Regions from separate parts of the Mus musculus genome. Here region 2 is linked to region 1. A link is a loop called in an ENCODE intact Hi-C map of the cell type or tissue named here. Cell type or tissue: left cerebral cortex. All regions are shown on one strand. Each heading gives the region's core, and the rest is flanking DNA. Links, peaks and the distances in the headings are about the cores only. Region 1 holds the start of Zbtb39 (zinc finger and BTB domain containing 39). Region 2 has its middle 8.2 kb from the start of Gls2.

Evidence for each region. A loop is a pair of places that touch in the nucleus more often than their neighbours do. Peaks named below come from ENCODE experiments on the same cell type or tissue, not always from the same donor. Only the 100,000 strongest peaks of a DNase experiment are listed, where the experiment ranks them.
Region 2: a loop joins it to region 1, with 2.5 times the contacts of the local background. A loop is called at or near these places in 2 of 42 quality-filtered maps.

Annotation. Positions count from the first base shown.
Region 1 is chr10:127,736,749-127,739,560 of GRCm38, reverse strand. It overlaps Zbtb39 (zinc finger and BTB domain containing 39), which reads right to left and starts at 31. Exons shown (of 2, transcript NM_198035.2): 1 at 1-31. In left cerebral cortex, for the core only: CTCF peaks have their summits at 161 and 1,359 (motif pointing left); no DNase peak of the experiment used is centred there; H3K4me3 peaks cover 329 bases.
Region 2 is chr10:128,185,066-128,187,877 of GRCm38, reverse strand. No RefSeq gene overlaps it. Among named protein-coding and RNA genes, the nearest start is that of Gls2, 8.2 kb to the left of the region's middle. In left cerebral cortex, for the core only: a CTCF peak has its summit at 1,697 (motif pointing right); a DNase peak (open chromatin) is centred at 1,702.

The sequences.
Region 1 (2,812 bases), core at 155-2,654:
CAGACTCTCCATCCGCCGAGCCGCTCGCCGCGCCGGCCCGGGCCGCCCCCGCCGCCCGGCCCGCAGCGCCCCCCGCCGTCCCGGAGGAGGCAGCGCCCCCCGCCGCCCGGCCCGCAGCGCCCCCCGCCGTCCGGGAGGAGGCAGCGCCCCCCGACGGCCGGGCGGAGCCACGAGCCCACACCAGCCCGCTCGCTGTGGCGCCTGGGGAGTGAAAAGCAGGTCCAACCAACCCTGTCCCCCAACAGCCTCGCAAAAATCTGTGTGCTTGTTCAGTTAATTTATGACTCCCGCGAGCTTTCTGAGGGCAGGGATCTGTGGTTTTGCCAGAGCTCCACTTTTGAGTTCTGCTTGTCACCTTGCCTTGCACACATATAGGCGCCTTCTAAAAACCTGTGTGCGGGTGCAGGTATGTGACTGTGCGGATGGGGGTGAGGGGGGCGGGGTCTGACCAAGCCAGCTCAGTCAGTCAACCGGGTCTCAAGGGAGGGAGTGAGGATTGCAAAGAAGAAAAAAAAATTGACAAAACTATAACATGACTCCAGCCAGTGCTGAGGCTGAGGCTGAAGCAACTTTATTTTTTTAGCTTTTATATCATTCTAGGTACATCCAAAAAAAACAAAAAACATGGTTCTTAGACCAAAGACAAAGTAATCAAGAGAAGTAGTAAACAAAGAGATCACACACGGTAATGATTAAGCATAGTAGCAAACAAAGCCCCACAGTCACCGTTTCTCACGTTCTTATCTGAGCCTACTTCCTTGTCCGAGCCCAGTGACAATGCCAAATTCCTGGAAGCAGCACCAGACACTCTCACCAGGGGTAGATGATTAACGAATGGAGTATTTCAGGTTAGATCCCCAGGAAGCTCTTCTGATAGCCCAAAACGGACCCTCCTTCCTGGTAGATGGCCAGATGGAGTCACTCTGTTACCTGGACCGTGGCAACCCAGGTGTCTTCCTAAACGGGTCCGTCCCCTGTCTAGAATTCCATCACTGGCCTCCTCCCTTCTCCTGAATCTGCTCATCAAATGATCCTGCTCAAGACTAGCCATAAAACCAAAGCTCCCCTGCCTACGTCCTTACACAGCCTAGACAGCCCAGGCTGGCTCCTTCCCATCCTGCCTCGCCTGCCAGCCAGGCACAACTCCAGCCCAGGCCTGTGTCTCATGGCCAATTCCAGCCTATCTGTCCTCTCTCTTTCATATCTGCCATAAAAGCATTCCCTTTGTGGGCTGGGGAGCTGGTTCAGAGGTTAAGAACACTGGCTGCTCTTCCAGGGGTCCGAAGTTCAATTTTCAGCAACCACATAGTGGCTCACAACCATCGCTAATGAGATCTGGTGCCCTCTTCTGGCCTGCAAGCATAAGTGCAGGCACAATGCTGTATACATAATAAATGTATTAATAAGTAAATCTTTTAAAACAAACAAAATCCTCCCTTTTAGCCATACCAGGGAATGACTATGTTGTCCATCCACACGAAAGTATCAGAAGGTCAAGGTCACCCTCAGCTACATAGCAAGTTTGAAGGTAGCCTAGGCTACATAAAAGCCTGTCTCAAAAGTTTTTTTTCTGTGTTATTACCCACTCCTGGGTTCCTAAAACGTGAAAGGAATTGGACAGTGAAACGAGGGTGATGAGTGACAGGAGATGCCTCTCAGGTCCGACCTTTAATTTAGAGGAAGGCACACTCTGTGGCATAGCATTCAGATAGGGCCCAGCACATGAAGCTATGAAAATCAGAGAATATTCTGTCTTTGAAGTGCTTGTGTTGGGAATTTTCCTGTCTGGACTGGATGAGTTCAGTCTCTAGTTTTGACTTTACAGAGGCATGAACTGTCTCTCTGATGCAGCCACAGCTGCTGATAGGATCAAGCTTAGCACATACTGCCTGGTGGGATGTGCCAGGGGTGTGTGCCACCTATTCCTGCATGCTGGGTTCTTTCTCTTGTTCCCTTTTGGTGCCTTTTGACCTTGACTTTCTTACACCCAAACTCCTGGTCTCCTAGACACTGCTTCTGGCTCAGCACCATGACCCCCACCACTCCGTTTTCTGAAGCTGCCCATTAAACGTTTGTGTTTACGCCTCTATTTTATCATCGTGGTGGTCCGTGGTCAGGGGAGCTGCTTCCTGCAGTGGGCAGTGGTTACCTGCAGACTCAGACCTGGTAAGTGCAAAGAATAAGTAGTTAGTTACTAAGTGTTCGGTCCAGAGTGAAATGTTTGTAGTATCCCGGCCAGGGCTCAAGGAATCTGAGACCAAAACAGGAAAAATGTACCTTGCGGTTAAGAGTTCTGTGTGCACTTGAGATAGTCAAAAGGAAGTTCCTGTTTGTCCCACTTTAAGTCCTTGCAAAATAAAGTTTCTGTTTACCATTAAGAGTCAGTTCCTGTTTCTTAGGCCTGTGTAACTTGCGTGCAACCCCATGCACATGACACCCATCCTTTTTCCCTTCTGTTCTCACCATGTGTGTCAACCAATCCTCTTGGCCCTGTGAACACCTTATCTCTCCAATAGAAGAGCCTTCCAAAGGCCGGCAGGGACTGCTTACTCAAATCCCGACTTAGCCAACTGGTAGCCAGCTGGCCTGTCCTAGGTTCACCCAAAAATACAGCCTGCTTTAATTGGACAGTCATGGACTTGACCTTTTCTCCTCCTGAATGTCAGGGTTAACAAAATATGACAGAGGCGAGGAAGAACATATACAAGAGTCAGGGAAAGAGGGGACTGCTGTAGATCGCCATCCTTGGAGCATGACAACGCATTTGTCCTCTTGAATTATTCTACAGCTGTGACTGACTATATCTGCATTA
Region 2 (2,812 bases), core at 139-2,638, 450 kb before region 1:
TGTCTCGAAACAAACAAACAAAAAGCTAGGGTTATAAGAGAATCCCTGTCTTAAAACAAAACAAAACAGGGGCTGGAGAGATGGCTCAATGGTTAAGAGCATCGACTATTCTTCTTCCAGAGGTCCTGAGTTCAAATCCCAGCAACCACATGATGGCTCACAACCATCTGTAATGAGATCTGATGCCCTCTTCTGGTGTGTCTGGAGACAGCTACAGTGTACTCATATACATAAAACAAATAAATAAACATTAAAACAAAACAAAACAAAAAATACTGACAAAAGTATAGTTCCTACTTCACTGGTGTTCACAGTCTGGGAGCAAGAGATAAGAGTGGGGCTGGGGCGTATCCAGCGTTGGAGTACTCCTCTAGCAAGCAAGAAGCCCTGGATTTGCTCTTCAGACTGAAAAACAATTAGTTCCAAGCTAGGTGTAGGGGTCTGTGATGCAAATGCACCTGGAGAAGGGGAGAGAACTTTTGTTGAAGAGGCTGACCTGTTAGCAAGTCTTTGGAGGCATCATTGGATTGCTAATTGATAAAGGAGGACACACCCCACTGTGGGCGTTACTATCCCTAGGCAGATGGGCCTGGGCTGTAGGAAAATCTAGTGGAACAAGCCAAAGAGTACAGTAAGCCGCATCTACTCTCTGCTTCAGTCCATAATGAGGGACTGTGACATGGAAGGGCAAACCCGCTAAGTCCTTTGCTTTCCCAAGTTCCTGTGTTTGTCACAGATAATCTGAGTTCTGAAGAGGGTGAGGGGAGAGACTGAATCCTATCCCAGCCTTGCTATACAGTGAGACATTCTCTCAGAAAGTTACAAAACAAGATTCAATGTAAGAAAGAGGTGGGTATGAACCTCTTAAAAGTCAGTGCGGGGCATGGTGGTGCACACCTTTAATCCCAGCACTCAGGAGGCAGAGGCAGGTGAATTTCTGAGTTTGAAGCCAGCCTGATCTACAAAGTGAGTTCTAGGACAGCCAGGGCTACACAGAGAAACGCTGTCTCAAAAAACAAAAAACAAACAACAACAACAACAACAACAACAAAACAAAAATAAACACAAACACAAACAAACAAGTCAGTGAGTGTGTGTGGTATCTCATTCCTGGAATGCCTGCATTTGGGCCAGAGAGGCAGGGTCAGAGTTCAAGATCCATCCTTCAAAGCTATTCTGAGGCCATGCCTGTCATAAGAAAATAGGATAGAATCGAGAGTTAGGGGCTGGTGAGAAGGCTTGGTAGGTAAGAGCACTGACTGCTCTTCTGAAGGTCCTGAATTCAAATCCTAGCAACCACATGGTGGCTCACAACCACCCGTAATGAGATCTGACGCCCTTTTCTGGTGTGTCTGAAGACAGCTACAGTGTACTTATTTATAATAATAAATAAATCTTTTGGCTGGAGTGAGTGGGGCTGACCAGAGCAAGCAGAGGTCCTGAATTCAATTCCCAACAAACCCACATGAAGGCTCATAACCACCTGTACAGCTACAGTGTACTCATATACATAAAATAAATAAATAAATCTTTAAAAAAAAAGGAACGGAGAGTCAGAAAAATATAGATTCCTAGCTGGCATGGATGCATGCATACACCTGTGGTCCCAGTGGTCTGGAAACTAAGTCTGGAAGCTAAGGAAGTTTTGGTTTGCCTGCATGGACATGCACCACTTTTATGCAGTACCCATGGGGGCCAGTAGAGGGTGCTAGACTCTGCAGATTACAGGTGGTGGTGCATTTACATGCTGGTAACCTAAACTCCAATTCCCTGTGCCAACAAGCACTCTTCTCCAGACACAAGATGAACATGAGTCAGAGGTCAGTCTGGGCTCTGACACAGAACACATGCCTTTTCCCAGGTCACTATTCCACATCCGCTCTTCTGAGTACCTGTCTCTCTCTCTCTCTCTCTCTCTCTCTCTCTCTCTCTCTTTAAGATTTATTTATTTATTTATTTATTTATTTATTTTATATGAGTACACTGTTGCTGTCTTCAGACACACCAGAAGAGTGCATTGGACCCCACTACAAATGGTTGTGAGTCACCATGTGGTTGCTGGGAACTGGACTCAGGACCTCTTGAAGAGTCAGTGTTCTTAACCGCTGAGTCATCTCTCCAGCCCCCTAACCTTCCTTTTCATAACTCTTTACAAGGAGATAAATTCAACTTTTTAGATCATTTCCATTACAGAGTACTTGAGGCAGACACGTTCATCAGAGGGAGGAGCTTTTTTTAAATTGTAGATGGGAGTATACTGGAGGTGAGTGTCCTTGGCTTTGATGAGGTTTATTTCCTGGTTTCTGAAGCCTATCCAGACCTTCACTAGCATGCTGGTCAGCCTTCTGACTTTCAAGCACACATGATGGCCTGTATCTGGCTAGAGTCCAGCACATCTGCAGGTAATCCATTAATCTCTGTTCTCCACCCTGATCCCGAGGGGCCAATAGTGACATCATAGAATCACAGACATCTTCTCAAACAGATGCGGTCCGTCCAGCTCCAAATCTTTTACTTGTGATTCTTTGTTTGTTTGTTTTTTCAAGACAGGGTAGGCCTGGCAGTCCTGGAACTCACTCTGTAGATCAGGCTGGCCTCGAACTCAGAAATCCGCCCACCTCTGCCTTCCAAATGCTGGGATTAAAGGCGTGCGCCACCACTGCCCAGCTTTACTCGTGATTCTTATTTAAAAGTGTATTTTAATTTTTATTGTTTTTTTAAAGATTTATTTATTTATTATTAAAAGTGTATTTTAATTTTTATTGTTTTTTTAAAAGATTTATTTATTTATTATTTATTAACAGCACAGTAT